Linked DNA regions of Homo sapiens: region 2 is linked to region 1. Evidence: chromatin loops called from intact Hi-C (ENCODE). Cell type or tissue: heart right ventricle. All regions are shown on one strand.

Region 1 (8,000 bases):
CAGTTTTCAGGGTCAATGCTTTCAGCTTTAGCCCATTCAGTATGATATTGGCTGAGGGCTTATCATAGATGACTCTTATTATTTTGAGGTGTTTTCTTTCAATACCCATTTTATTGAGAGTTCTTAACATGAAGCAGTGTTTTCATTGAAAGGCTTTTCTGCATCTATTGAAATAATCAGGTGGTTTTGTCTTTAGTTCTGTTTCAGTAATGACTCAATTTATTGATTTGAGTATGTTGAACTAACCCTGCAGCCCACGGATGATAAGCCCATTTGTTCATTGTAGATAAGCTTTTTGATGTGCTGTCGGATTTGATTTGCCAGTATCTTGTTGAGGATTTTTGCACTGATGTTCATCAAGAATATTGGCCTGAAGTATTTTTTTGTTGTTGTTGTGTCTCTGCCAGGTTTTGATATCAGGATGATGCTGGCCTCATAGAATGAGTTAGGGATGACTCCCTCTTCCTCATTTTTTTTGGAATTGTTTCAGCAGCAAGGGTACCAGCTTTTCTTTGTATATCTGGTAGAATTCAGCTATTAATCTGTCTGATCCTAGCCTTTTTTTGGTTGATAGGCTATTTATTACCACCTCAATTTCAGAACTCATTATTGGTCTGTTCAGGGATTTAGTTTCTTCCTGGTTTAGTCTTGGGAGGGTGTATGTGTCCAGGAATTTATCCTTTTTTCCCCCAGATTTTCTATTTTATGTGCATAGAAATGATTATAATATTTCCTGATGGTTATTTGTATTTATATGAGGTCAGTGGTAATATCCCTCTTGTCATTTCTGATTGCTTTTATTTGAATCTTCTCTCTTTTCTTCTTTATTAGTCTAGATAGCTATTTTATCAATTGTTTCTTAAAAGAACAACTTCTGGATTTACTGATTTTTTTAATGGTTTTCCATATCTCAATCTGTTTCAGTTCAGCTTTGATTTTGGTTATTTTTTGTCTTCTGCTAGCTTTGGGGTTGGTTTGCTCTTGGTTCTCTAGTTCTTTCGGTTGTGATGTTGGCTTGTTAACTTGAGATATTTCTAGCTTTTTGATGTGGGCATTTTAGTACTACAAAACTGCCTCTTAACACTGCCTTAGCTGTGTCGCAGAGATTCTGGTATGTTCTATCTTTGTTCTCATTAGTTTCAAGGAACTTCTTGGTTTTTACCTTAATTTATTTATTTACCAAAAAGTCATTCAGGAGCAGGTTATTGAATTTTCAATTAATTGTATGATTTTAAGTATATTTTTAAGTCTTAATTTCTAATTTGATGGTACTATGGTCTGAGAGATTGTTATGATTTCAGTTCTTTTGCGTTTGCTAAGAAGTGTTTTACTTCCAATCATATGATAAATTTTAGAGTGTGTGCCACGTGCAGATGAAGAAAATATATATATTCTGTTGTTTTTGGTTGGAGAGTTCTGTAGATGTCTATCAGGTCCATTTGATCCAGTGCTGAGTTCAGGTCCTGAATATCTTTGTTAATTTTCTGTTTCAGTGATCTGTCTAATACTATCAGGGGGGTGTTAAAGTCTTCCACTATTATTGTATGGGAGTTAAAGTCTTTTTGAAGGTTTCTAAGAACTTGCTTTATGAATCTGGGTATTCCTGTGTTGGGTGCATATATATTTAGGACAGTTAGACCTTCTTGTTGAATTGAGCTCTTTACCCTTCTGTATTGCCCTTCTTTGTCTTTTTTGATCTTTGTTGTTTTAAAGTCTGTTTTGTCTGAAACTAGGATTACAACCCTTACTTTTTTTTCTGTTTCCCATTTGCTTGGTGGGCTTTTCACCATCTTTTATTTGAAGCTATATGTGTGTCACTGCATGTTAGATGGGTCTCTTGAAGACAGCATTCCAATGGGTCTTAGTTTGTTATCCAGCTTGCCACTCTGTGTCTTTGAATTGGGACATTTAGCCCATTTATATTCAAGGTTAGTATTGGTATGTGATATGGTTTAGCTGTGTCTCCACTCAAATCTCATTCTTGAATTCCAACATGTTGTGGGACAGACCTGGTGGGAGGTAATTGAATCATGGGGGCAGGTCTTTCCCATGCTCTTCTTGTAATAGTGAATAAGTCTCACAAGATCTAATGGTTCTATAAGGGAAAGTTTCCTTGCACAAGCTCTTTCTTTGCCTGCTGCCATCCATGTAAGACGTGACTTGCTCCTCCTTGCCTTCCACCATGATTGTGAGCCTTCCCCAGCCACCTGAAACTGTAAGTCCAATAAAACCTTTCTTTTGTAAATTGCCCGGTCTTGGGTATATCTTTATCAGCAGCATGAAAACGGACTAATAAAATATGTGTAAATTTGATCCTGTCATCATGATGTTGGCTGGTTATTTTGCAGACTTATTTATGTGGTTGCTTTATTGTGTCACTGATCTGTGTGCTTCAGTGTGTTTTTGTAGTGGCTGGGAATGGTCTTCCCTTGTTATATTTAGTGCTTCACTCAGGATTTTTTGTAAGGCAAGCCTAGTGGTAATGAATTCCCTCAGCATTTGCTTGTCTGAAAGGATCTTATTTCTCCTTTGCTCATGAAGCTTAGTTTGGCCAGATATGAAATTATGGGGCAGAATATCTTTTCTTTAAGAACATTGACTATAAGACTCCAATCTTTTCTGGCTTGTAGGGTTTATGCTGAGAGGTCTGCTGTTAGTTTGATGGTCTTCCCTTTGTAGGTGACCTGTCCTTTCTCTAGCTGAGTTTAACATTTTTAAATTTTATTTTGACCTTCAAGAATCTAGTGATTATGTGTCTTGGGAATGTGCTTCTTGAGGAATATCTTACTGGGGTTCTCTGCTGTTCCTGAATTTGAATGTTAGCCTGTCTCGCTAGGTTGGGGAAGTTCTCACGGATGATATCCTGAAATGTTTTCCATGTTGGTTCCATTCTCCCATCTCTTTCAGGAACATCAGTGAGTCATAGATTTTATTTCTATATAATCCCACATTTCTTGAGGTTTTTCTTCATTCCTTTTTATTCTTTTTTCTCTATTCATGTTTGAATTTCCTATTTCAGAAAGCCAGTCTTGATGCTCTGAGATTCTTTTCTTCACTTGGTCTATTCTGCTATTAATACTTGTAATTGCATTATGAAATTCTTGTAGTGTGTCTTTCAGCTCTATCAGTTTGGTTACATTCTTTCTATACTGGCCATTTTGTTTGTCACCTCCTCCATTGTTTTATCATGATTTTTAACTTGTTTGGATTGGGTTTCAATGTAGTTCTGTAGCTCAATGATCTTTGTTTCTGTTCATATTCTGAATTATATTTGTTTAATTTTAGCCATCTCAGCCCAGTTCAGAAGTCTTGCTGGAGAGGTGATGTAGTCATTTGGAGAAAAAAAAAAGGCATTCTGGCTTTTTGAGTTGTTAGGGTTCTTGTGCTCATTCTTTCTCATCTTTGTGGGCTTATCTTTCTTCAATTTTTGAGGTTGCTGACCTTTGTATGTTTCTTCCTTCATCCTATTTGATGACCTTGGGGGTTTGAGTGTAGTATAAGGTAGATTCAGACAACTGACTTCATTTCTGGAAGATTTTGGGGTGCCCACACTCAGCTGCCAACTCTTCCTGGACTGTATGCCCTAACTCTAGGGGACTTGTATTGGGCCTTGACATTGTTCTCTGGCTCTTTGAGGTTAGAAATCCACTGCACTGTGGGGGCTGACATGCTCCCAGATTATGGGTTACTACTCTCTGATAGGTGGTGTCAGCAAACACGTTTTGTAATGCAGTGACAGTGGGATCTGTCTTTGTTCACATGTGCCGGCAGCAGCAATAGTGGCAGCTGTGGCAGGTGGTAGCAGGTGCCAGGGTGCCTGTAGTGTTCGGGACTGACAGTTCCCCTTTGGCTAGTCTCTTATGGGAGCAAGTCAGGTCTAGGGGCATGGCCATTCCTGGCTGTGCTCTCCTACAGATGCTTCTGCACCAAACCCTCTGGGCTCCATATCAGCTGTCTTCCTGCTGCTACCACTTCTCTATGCAGCTCTCCCTGCCAACTGGAGGTCTGCCAGGGTTCCAGAGGCCTGTGGCAAGAGCAGGTTGCTCATTGCCAGTTCAACTCATTTGTTCTCCCAGAGGCATTTGGGGCCAGGAATCAGTCCAGGTGCACTGTAGCCTTGTGTAGGGTTCCCAGTGTTCTCCGCCTTTAGCTCAGCTTCTGCGTCATCTCTCCATCCACTTTCAATGCCTTCTTTCTGAAAATCTGTTAGGAGCATGCCAGTCATCTTGGTCCCTTGATGGGAGCTGTTCCACCTGGCTGCATATAGTTAGCCATCTTGCCCTCACTTCCAGTATTTTCCCTATGATGTAAAAATGAGTTTGTTGAGCTTCCTAGAGGAAGCTCAGTATATAATGTATAGTATATAATGTTTTATATACTAATTTGTTGGGCTTCCTAAATATATAGATTAATGTTTTTCAATAGATTGGGAATGTTTTCATTGTTTAAAAAATTTTTTTTTACATTTTCTTTTCTCTGTTTCTTCTCTTTTTGGTATTCCTATTACATGTATGTTGGTATGCTTCCTGGTGTCCTGTATTTTTCTGAGGTTACATTCATTTTTCTTTATTTTTTGCCCTCTGTTCTTCAGATTGCATAATCTCTATTGATTTATCCTCAAGTTTGCTAATTCTTTCTGCCAGTTCTAATCTCTAGTAGAATTTTCATTTAAATTATTCTACTTTTTAATTCCAGAATTTCCATTCGGTTCTTTTTTATAATTTACATCTCTTTATGGATATTTACTATTTGGTGCAATATTATTATTATAATTTTCTTAATTTATTTAATTATGGTTTGTTCTTTCAACATATTTATAATGGCTTCTTTGAATTTTTATGTCTCTTAAATCTAACATCTCTGCACTCTAATAGGCAATATATATAGCAAGCTTTTATTCCCCCTTTGCGTTTGGGTCATACGTTCCTGTTTTGCTGCAGGTCTTGTAATTTTTGCTGGAAACTGGTTATTTTATTTTTTATGGGTACATAGTAGATTTATATATTTATAGGGTACATGACATATTTAGATACAGATGTACAATGAGTAATCACATCTGGATAAATGGAGTATCCATTGCCTCAAGCATTTATCATTTCTTTGTGTTATAAACATTCAAATTTTAAGTTTTTAGTTATTTAAAAGGTATATTAAATTATTGTTCACTGTAGTCACCATGTTATGCTATTAAATACTACATCTTATTCACTCTATGTAACTATATTTTTGTACCCATTGACCATTCTCATGGAAACTGGATTTTTTTAAAGCAGCTCTCGGTACTGGTACTATACTTCTCCTTGCCCCTCATCTTATACTTGCTGTTTTCTTGTTTACCTGTTTAGTAACTGGCTTGATTATTTTTGTAAAGTCTATTTCTGTCCTGCAGTATGAAGCCTCTGATGTGCTTCTCAGGGTGTACAGCCTTGGGTATGTCCACAGTCACTCAAAGGTGACAGTGTTTTTTTGGCAAGTGTCTTTTTGACTGTTTTCCAGACAATGCCCAGCTGTTAAACTCCACTTATTGTTGGCTGATGCTCTACTGTTTTTAACAATGTCTAGTTCCATAAATTACGTTACAGATAAATCCAATCAAATTTGGTCTCTTTTGAAGGGATAATTACCTTTGCAGTCAGTTTTTGAGATTTGTTTTGACCCCAAGGTGGATATTCTCAGCTGTGTCTTTTCCCGATTCTCTCCAGTAAACCAGCTGACTTGCAGTTTAACCTATATCTCAGATGAACCTAACAATTTCCTCCCAATTGCCTTTTATCACAATTTGCTCCTTTTATTCACACTCATCCAGAACTTAACCTCCACAACGGGGAGCTTGTGGTAAAACCAGAAATGCTGACATCCTGCTCTTCCTGGCAATCTAACCCTCTGGGAGATGGTGAAAGAGAAAGCAACAAATTTGGCAAAGCAAGAATCACAGGCTCTTCTGCAGGAGAGAGAGAAGAGGTTAGATGCCTCTACCCTTCCTGTCCTGCACAGGCTATTAGGTTAGAAGGTGTTCACCTGGTGTCAGTTAAGGAGACCTTTCCCTATTGAATGCAACGTGGGCAGTCTTTCCTGTACCGTGAGCAAGGATAGAACTCTTAATCCATCTCCTAGGATGATACATGAAAGTCTTCTGTCCTATCTTTTTGTGGTTCAGTAACATTTTGTATTCTGATACTGATCCCATGGGGCTACATGGGAAAAAGCACGTGGGCCCCCTTAAGGAAAATATTGAACTAGAGAACTCAAATTGATGTTCATTATTTTTGAAGTCCTTGTAGGCAAAAAATCCAACTTGTGCACCCAGGTGGTAAATAGAGGAGGTTACCGTCTCCCACTCCTCATTGTTTAATAGCCATTCTAATCTTTCAAGTATTTGAGTTTTAAGAAAGAGAGTGAAGGGGAAAGAAGGCCCTTGCAGGGTCCCCTCCAGAGACCCAGCTGTCAATAATTATTGAAAAGGGGTGTACAATTGAAGGAAGAGGTCAGACAGTAACACATAGAGCATGAATTAAAAGTACCCTTTCAGAGAAATGCAGCATTGAGACCCCAGACTGCTTTCCTCCGACGTCCAGGCGGGGATTATCTTTACTTGTGCTATCAGCCACTTAAGTCTGTATTTTAATTATCCATGAAAATGCTCAATCATTATTGCAGCTTGGAAGTGATATGGAATATAAAGAATTCATTGTATGTCCTGTGACTGGGCCTGTTGATATGGAACTTGGGCCACAATTTAAAGCCATTATCAAATAAAATCTACTCGGAAAACCTGAACAAGACACATATGGTCTTCAGTGATCTGGATAGTGTGGCCTGAGTCAGTGGGATGCACAAGGATGCCTGAGTAAATTCAGAGAAAGTATCAGCTACAGTCAGGATCTAGTGGAATCTTCTTGATTGGATGAGGGGCCCAATGTGATCTATTCATTGGAAACTCCTTGGTCATTGGCTGGAGAGATTTTTTCCCAGGCAGCATTTTTAGCTTTGGCCATGGTCTGGCTGGAGGAAAACCTTTTCCATGCTATGTTGGCATGTTCAGACCACAGAGGCAGTCTATGCATGTAGGCCAGTCTAGGATGGTATCCAAATTTCTCATGGATCCAGAAGGCAATAGGTTGAACATCTGCTTGTTCTGGATTAGGGCACAATTCAGTCTCTGAGTTTAGCTGACAAACATGGTCTGCTCATTGATTATATTCCCCTTTGTCAGTCTGAGAGCCTTTCTGGTGATCATCAACCTTGATAAGAAAACCTTATTAGGAATGGAGCATTTTTTTTTCTAAATGTCTCACCCCTACAGGGAAGCTTGTTTATATGGCACTCAGACCTGCCAGTGGCCTAACCAAATGGCCAAGACATTGGTCACAGCCTGTGAGTCAGTGAAAATGTAGCATATCTCATCAGCTGGGGTGGCCTGGATAGCCATCCACACTACATGAAGTGCTATTCATTGTGCTGAGCATCCTTTACTGCGCTCAGTGAGGGACAGGCCTCTCTCAGATCAGATGGCAGCTATACCCTTTTCCATCCTGGTATAAGTTAACTGGGAAGAGCTCTCAGTGAACAAGGCCTATCAGTGGTCCAGGAGGTTTCTATATCTGTGTTTCCTCTGGGACAGTGGAGGCAGTGGCTCTTTGAGCATATGCCTAGGGGTAGAGGAGCACTCCTGAAGCTTTTTTTTATGGTGTTGCAAGCTTTTTTTATGGTGTTAAAGCACATCCTGGCCAGATTTTACCCACTTCTCTATGTACCAATTCTATTTCACTAGAGATAATTTCTTAGCTTTCTCCACTTGACAATTTGAGGGCTATGTTCAGGCCCAAGGTGTGACTGGGATCTCTAGTTACAAGATTACTTCATGACCATGGGCCATACACTCAGTAACCACCAAGGCACAATGGCAAGCCAATAATAATCTCTTAAAGCGTGCATGCCCTTAAGCTGACTTGGGGAGCCTAGGAGTCCAAAGGCCCAACAAATACCTCTAACCTGTGGTA
Region 2 (8,000 bases), 360 kb after region 1:
ATTTCTATAACAGACTTGCATAGGCAACAGAAAGTATAGAAGTTAGTAGAGACACTTACTCTGAAGATAAATTAGTTAAAAATCCCACCTCTACCTTTTGTTATGCAGTTTAACTTGGGGATGATAATAAGATCTCTTTGTTTTCTTTTTGTTTGTTTTGTTTTTATTTTATTATTATTATACTTTAAGTTTTAGGGTACATGTGTTTTAATTGAGGATAGGTAGATGATAATCATAGTACTCAACATATAAGTTTGCTGTGAGCAGTAAACAAGTTAACATATAAAAGAGTAGTCTCAGTGATCGTTCCAGCTATCTAAGACAGTAACACTTACGAGTTCTCTATGTTCCACAGCCAGTTTTGGCTACATTGTAACTATATCATGGCTTTAATCTCTGAGAAATGGTTTACATAGTTCTCAGATTTCATATTAACCCTGCACACCAATTTTTTTTTGTAACTGAATGATATTGCTTATCCAGATACCTGTGATCTCTTGACCTATAATTTATACGCCAGCATTTCATATTCTAACTAGAGATGTCAAATCAATTTTCACCCATATGCTAACTCTTAGCAATTGGTAATGGCTGCCTGGAACTGAGCATTGAGAGGAATTTTGAGGCTCAGGAAAAAAAGGTTTACATACATACTACTGATTTCTACTTCAGCCACAGGAGAATGAGTAAGAGCATATTTTCCATCCCTGATGTACTGAATTCACGTCCTTTCTATTTTACACAATATAAATTATTACAGCTTTAAGACTTCCACAATTAAACATATACAAGTGATTACTAAGTGCTTTGCTAGAAAAAATAGGCAATGCAGGAGATGGTATGTGCAGGAAGCAGAGTGTTTGGAGTGTGATAACTAGTGTTCATATCTTCCTCAGTGTAGAAAGTTCTTGTAACACAAACTGGCAAACTATAAGTTCTGTGTCCTTATTAGAGGTTTTTTTTTTTTTTTAGCAAATCATAAATTTAATATTTAAGAGAAAATAGAGTCAACCTAGAACTATCTTGTTAATTTGTCGAGTTCTACAATGTTAACATCCCCAAGGAGTGCAGTGATTATTAAATAACCATTAAGTTGAAAATAAAAAATGTCATTTTAGTCTCATTTGCTTAATTTATGATCAAAATAGTAAAGTTTTATTATTTAAATCCGCATTAAGCTTTGAAGTAATTCAGATATGCTATATAAAATTTTATTGTGTGAAATGCTATATAATTGTTAGGGTTTGGAAAGTAAAAGTATGTACCGTGAAAGCATAGTGAGTGTACATAAGTAGGGATGTTACTTTTGTTGTCTTTTGTTTCTTTTCCCATAACTTTATTGTCTACATGTACGTTAAATTGTAAATATTAAAACATTTTTATATTTGTAACTTATTGTATATTATGGCCTCTTAGAAATGATATATTTTAAAAAGTCTCTTTAAGGTTTCTATAGCTATGATGTTTTGACCTCTGACTTTGCAGTAATGATATTGTGGTTTCTTTATTGATACTTACTTTGTGCCTTCTTTCCCTTTTCAGATTTTATTGGACTTTTTTTATTTCCTGATTTCTTGTTTACCTTTTATTCATTTGAATTTTGCTTGTTTCTTCAGTGGCATCATATATACCTCTTCATTTTTATTTTTAATATTCCTAATCATCTATTTCCAGATATGTTTCTAATAAGTATCAATCATTCTTATTTGTGATACTTCTTTCTTTTAATTTTTTCCTTATACCAATCTCTATTTCTGGTATCAACCAGACAGCAGCTAGTTTATTTTCTCAAGACTCCTGTGGTTTTCTTCCATATCATCACCATGGATTAATTTTAGTAAAGTGGTTTTAAATCTAGTATCTGTTATTTCTTCAGGCTTTATGTGCTAGCAGGATCATATTGACTATAAAGAATGGGCATTGCCTTTTAGGGATAAGCCTTGAATCTTTATTACTGCAAATGGATGCCTTGATACAGAATGTAAAACTTATGGGGTTATCTCAAAAGAAATACAACAGTCTCCTTAAATTGTAGTTTATTTGTTCAAATCTCTACTAAACAAAAGTATTCTTTTGAGGATTTTGATCATTGCATGTCACTCGAGACATTATTTGTTATTTGTATGTAATTTTGGCAATACATTTATTTACAAATAAAAACATGGACTTATATCTGTTTCATTCTTTTTTTTCAACTATTCACTCAGAGGTTAATGAAATCCTCTGAAAATATTTACTTAAGTACATGCTTAGTTGATAGACCACTTGTGAAAAGTCATTGGTATTCCATTTTGTAAATGATAATATCCTTTAAAAGTACCATGAAAGACCAGAGCAAAGGCTTCTAATATATTTCATGCAGGGCAAGATGATATGAAGGTTCTTTATGGAGGTCATACCTAAGGAAAATCACAGAGAATAATAGGAATTAGCCAGCTAAATAACGAGTAGGGAGAGGAAAGCATTTCAGAAAGACACATAAGCAAAGGTACTTGGTGGTGCCTATGGGTGTGGTGGTGGTAGTGGTGATGGTTTGGTGATGAGGACTATGAGTGGATAAGTAACTAAAAATGCTGGATTGATTGAATTTGGTGTATTGGTATGTATTGAGAGGTGGGCAGAGGAGGAGAACACGTATCTGTATTAAGGTTTTCAGAAGAAGGTAAATGAAAAGTTTAGTTCTAACATTACACTTTCCATAGTGTGTATTTAACAATAATTAATATTTATCTTGTATGTTACTGTTTGCCAGTGATCCCACTTGCATGAACCTGTTTACTACTGAGGAGAATCCTATGAGGCTGGGTCTAATATAGTTCGCATTTTGCCAGGACGACATTTATCAAGATCAGTTAACTGAAGTCACAGAATTTGTAGGAAAGAAAAGAGGGATTCATAAGGAGCAAATCTACTTCAAAGCCATCTCTGCCTCTGCCTACGTCAACAGCTGAACCTATATCAATGTCTGTACTTATATTCTTAGAATTTATACTAAAATAATGCTTCTTACACTGAGCAAGCATATGTCTTCCATAATGTAATCTGTAAGAGAAGATTGAAACTGCTTTTTTGAGTACGCTAGTTACTTGAGAGTGATCTTGAGCCCTTGGGTGGGAATAGCCAAGACAGGGAATTGATGGAATCATGCAGTTCTAAACATCTCAATTGGTGATGGAAACCAGATGCGCATTTCCTACTGGATCAGTGGCCACATCTTTTATTCAAGCAGCACATTAATAAGATGAAGGATGGGAGAGAAAGTCAGTACTCGCTGATTACATGTCCCTGAAAAACATAACATCCACAAGAATGGTTCAGTAAGCTGGCCTGGAAATGCCCTGCTCAGAGTAGTTTTAAAAATAATTTATAATATATGCATCTTCCTCTGTATTTGTACACAGTTTCATTTAAAGTCCATCCATTCATGTTGAATTATACTTTGAAGCCAGGTGATTTACTCCTGAAGCCAGTTGCCATGTAAAGAATAACTAATTTTAAAAAATAAACTCAGTAAAGTCCCTAACTGCACATGTGTATAGTTTGTAAATTCTACATGTAAAATTCTAGATACTAATACCACCTACACTCCACTAGTCAGAGGAATACTGTATGAGTGTATTCATTCTTTCCTTGTTTCTTTAAATCTTTTCCTTTGATCTAAAATCATTTGTCTGACAAGTCTCCACTGTTGATTCAGAGAAGACAGCATCAGGGTATGTTTTGCCTAGAGCTCTGCCTGTTCAAGATTATAAACATTCACGAGATAGTATCTTGAATTTCAAACAACAGGAGAAGCGGAAGATTGTGTATAAATTATACATATATACGGCTTGGTTTCTATCTCTGGAATACTAACCTATATAAATATGCAGCAATGAGTGATGCTAGAAATGTACCTGTCATAAAATGGGAGACAAATGCTTTCACATCTGTCATGGAAAGAGACATCTTATCAAGTGTCTCAATAACAATCTGGAGGAACACCAGAAAGTGATTTTGGCAGGGCTGAAATCCTATATCAACAGAGGCAGCCAGTGACATGAAACAGAAGTTCAAGCGTGACAGAAAAGTGGAACATACCTTGGGAGGCTTTTTTTGAAGTAATGTCGATAGTTAGACAAATTAGGGGTAATGATGGAAAGCTCTTCCCATGCCTGAAGGATAACTGAATTAAAGAGTCATAGACATTAGATGGAAAAGAGCTCCATTAAGGTCATCTCATTCATTGCCTGCCAGGAGAGGATTGTTCCCTAGAGCATATTCTATAGTACAATGGAATAATGTTTGAAAAAAAGAGACTAAAAAGTTTTGTTTTAGCCTAGGTAACCACTGCAAATCAGAAGCCCTCAAACCGCTCATCCTGTCTTCTACCCTAGTTAGCAAATTAAAGTGATTAATAGATCTGGAGACTTCAGGTGTAGATAACAAGACACTGTCTGTATCAAAGTCAAAGGGAAAAGGCATTGATTTAGTGAAAAGGTCTCAACAGGAATGGCATGAAAAACAGAAAAGTTACACACAAAGGAGCCCTTTCCCTAGGTGGAACCGAGGGTTCAGACGCCTGTAAGAGCTTACCCTTAGTATTATTTAAGCCACAGTTTGCAGGTCTCTGAAGTTTTGAAACCTTTAGCACAGCATTTTAGATAGAAGAAATTCTTTATTCTCTTACTTGGATACTGTGAGCCTATAATGAAAAGATCTCCTAAAGGTGTCCAGAACATTAAGACTTGAATAACTGAATGTGGGTCTCATAAAGGGCAATTGCTATGTCCTGATTCAATGCAGAGTATCCTGAGATCAGTGGTTAGGACTGAAATGAAAAGGGCAAAGTACAATGAAATGGGCCAGGGAGTGACATTCAGGAGTACAAGACCTGGCTCTAGCCTCAGTTTGCTTCTCCCAGGCTTTGTTTCCACATTTTCTCATTTTCATAATCTTTCCTTCATAGCTATTCGCATTGTAAGCCACAGAATCTCGAAAGCCAGATTCTTTCTCTAAAAAAAAGGCACATGATAAGAGGAGGGAGCAATGGAAAGTCTTTTCTTACTGAGATTTTTCAAGTCTCACTAGTTATGAATGTGTTTTGTACTTCAGGCTGTGTGTGAGAATGTGAGCCAGCACAACGTACATTAACTAGGTAATTGCACATCTCTCATCCTCAGTGAGCCAACTGGTTCTCAGGTTGTTAGAAAAGAGCAAAAGAGGGCATGATATGGAATGTTTCAGGATGCGATCTGGTAAATCTCTGTTCCAAAGGATCAGTTTACGGTAGACAGTTTTGTGTGGAGCATAGTTCTGCCTAGGCCCTTGCGGAGCATGAACTGGCTGTAGGGAAATGATGAGTGCATGTCCCTCAGTGAGAGATAGTAATCTCCACACATATTATGGTATTGCTGTTACGCTTCTCTTTGCATCAGATGACCAGATCTCACATCCCAGACTGTCACTGACTCACTGAGGAAAGTCACTCTCAGCTTTAGTTTCCCCTCCAGAAATGGAGATAATTACTAAAACGGCTGTGTATTTCCTCACTGTTTATAAATTTTATAAGCCATAAAATGCTATATTTAAACTTATTTTATTTGGAATTATTGTAAATTATGTGCCCCAGCTCATTTCCAATATTTTTGCTAGCAAAAGAGCTACTTTTTCTCTTTGTCAATCTGTTAATCCGGTCATGAATCAACTGTACTTCATTTACCCTGTGTTTATGTTGTGCTCAAAATAGTGCTAAGCATGGTATGTTGAACTTCAGTTTAAAACGTCCCTTACTTTTATATTCTCTGTAAAAACAGTGGACTACATATTTTCCTTTTGTAGGAATGTTTTATTTTTTATTTTAAGTTCTGGGATACATGTGCAGAGCGTGCAGGTTTGTTACATAGGTATACATGTGCCATAGTGGTTTGGTGCACCTATCAACCCGTCATCTAGGTTTTAAGCCCCACATGCATTAGGTATTTGTCCAAATGCTCTCCCTGTCCTTGTCCCTCACCCCCTGACGGGCCCCAGTGTGTGATGTTCCCCTCCCTGTGTCCATACGTTCTCATTGTTCCTTCATCTCTATATTTTGTGGAATTGAGCTAATTTTTGTTGATTATAGTTTCAGGGGTACATATTCAGGTTTGATACATGGGTATACTGAGTAATGGTAGGGTTTGGGCTTCTAGTAAACACATTGCCCAAATAGTGAACTTAGTACCCAACACATAGTTTTTCAATCCTTTGTCCTCTCCCTGCTTCCCTGCCTCCACATTTTTGAGTCCGCATTGTCTATTGTTTCTATCTTTATATCCATGGGTACTCATTGTTGAGCTCCCACTTGTAAGTGAGAATATGCAGTGCTTGATTTTCTGTTTGTGTTATTTCACTTAAGATAATGATATCTAGCTGCATTCGTTTGGTTGTAAATAATGTGATTTCGTTTCTTTTAATGGTTGCATGCTATTCCATTTATGTGTGTGTGTGTGTGTGTGTGTGTGTGTAGACACACATTTTCTTTAATCCACCGTTGGAGGCTTAGGTTGTTTCCATGATTTTTGTATTATAAATAGTGCTATGATAAACATCATAGGTGCAGATGACTTTTTGAAAGAATGCTTTTATATTTTTTCCTTTGGGTGATACCCAGTAGTAGGATTGCTGTGTCGAATGGTAGTTACATTTTTAGTTTTGTGAGAAATCTCTGTGCTGTTTTCCATAGGGGTTGAACTAATTTACATTCCCTCCAGCAGTGTATAAGCATTCCCTTTTCTCATTTTTGCCATCTGTTGGTACTTTCCTTTGTTTTTTTTTTTTTAAAGTAGCCATTCTGAAAGGTGTGAAATATATGATTGTGATTTCAATTTGTATTTATTTGATTAATGATATTAAGCATTGTTTGTTGGCTGCTTGAATGTCGTCTTTTTTTAATTTTACCTCTTCTTTTTTTTATTATACTTTAAGTTCTAGGGTACATGTGCACAACGTGCAGGTTTGTTACATATGTATACATGCACCATGTTGGTGTGCTGCACCCATTAACTCGTCATTTACATTAGGTATATCTCCTAATGCTATCTCTCCCTGCTCCCCCCACCCCATGACAGGCCCCAGTGTGTGAAGTTCCCCTTCGTCTTTTGAGAAGTATCCATTCATGTCTGTTGGCCACTTTTTAATTGTCCATTGACCAGTTTGTTTTATTCTTGTCGAATTAAGTTCCTTATAGATTCTGGGTATTAGACCTTTGTCAGATGCAAAGTTTGCAATTATTTTCTCCCATTCTGCGTGGTTGCCTGTTTACTCTGTTTCTTTCACTATGCACAAGCTCTGTAGTTTAGTTAACTCACATTTGTCTAATTTTGTTTCTGTTGCATTTGCTTTTGAAGTTTTAATCATAAATTTTCTTTCTAGGCCAATGTCCAGAAGAGTTTTTCCTAGGTTTTCTTCTATGATTTGTAAAGTGTCGGGTCTTAACTTGAAGTCTTGAATCTATCTTGAGTTAATTTTTGTATAAGGTGAGAGGTAGGGGTCCAGTTTCATTTTTCTTCATATGGCTATCCAGTTTTCTCAATACCACTTATTAAATATGATGTCCTTTCCCCATTGTTTATTTTTGTTGAGAATTGTACTATTTCTGAGAAATGTAATGAACCTTCTCTTTGAAGCCTTGTGATGCATATCTTTGGACTCTCCCTTCTCCTTTAAAAAGACACTCATTTTGCTCCTTAATTTTAGAAGGACATTTGACTATCTCTATGTGTCATAATTCTATTAATCCAAGTTAAAATTATCTCATGAAGCTTTATTAGATGAATTTGCAATAAGAACTTAGAATATAAAGTCAGAAGACATAAGTTTGAATATCAAGCTGGGTCTCATTGACAGTACAAATTTGGGCAAGCTGCTTCGACTTTCAAAACCTTTCTCTTTTAGGAAAATGAGAGTGACAGTAGCAACTACATCATGGACAACATGAGATAATGTATTTTAAAGTATTGTGCAAAGAGTTGGTTGCCAAA

What was found. Hi-C counts contacts between places; a loop is a spot of excess contacts. Peaks named below come from ENCODE experiments on the same cell type or tissue, not always from the same donor. Only the 100,000 strongest peaks of a DNase experiment are listed, where the experiment ranks them.
Region 2: a loop joins it to region 1, with 4 times the contacts of the local background. A loop is called at or near these places in 2 of 110 quality-filtered maps.

Annotation. Positions count from the first base shown.
Region 1 is chr11:96,859,766-96,867,765 of GRCh38, forward strand. No RefSeq gene overlaps it. Among named protein-coding and RNA genes, the nearest start is that of LINC02737, 360 kb to the left of the region's middle. In heart right ventricle, no CTCF peak of the experiment used is centred here; a DNase peak (open chromatin) is centred at 4,006; H3K27ac peaks cover 613 bases.
Region 2 is chr11:97,220,622-97,228,621 of GRCh38, forward strand. LINC02553 (long intergenic non-protein coding RNA 2553) reads right to left here. Exons shown (of 2, transcript XR_007062858.1): 2 at 2,022-2,399. Among named protein-coding and RNA genes, the nearest start is that of LINC02553, 35 kb to the right of the region's middle. In heart right ventricle, no CTCF peak of the experiment used is centred here; no DNase peak of the experiment used is centred here.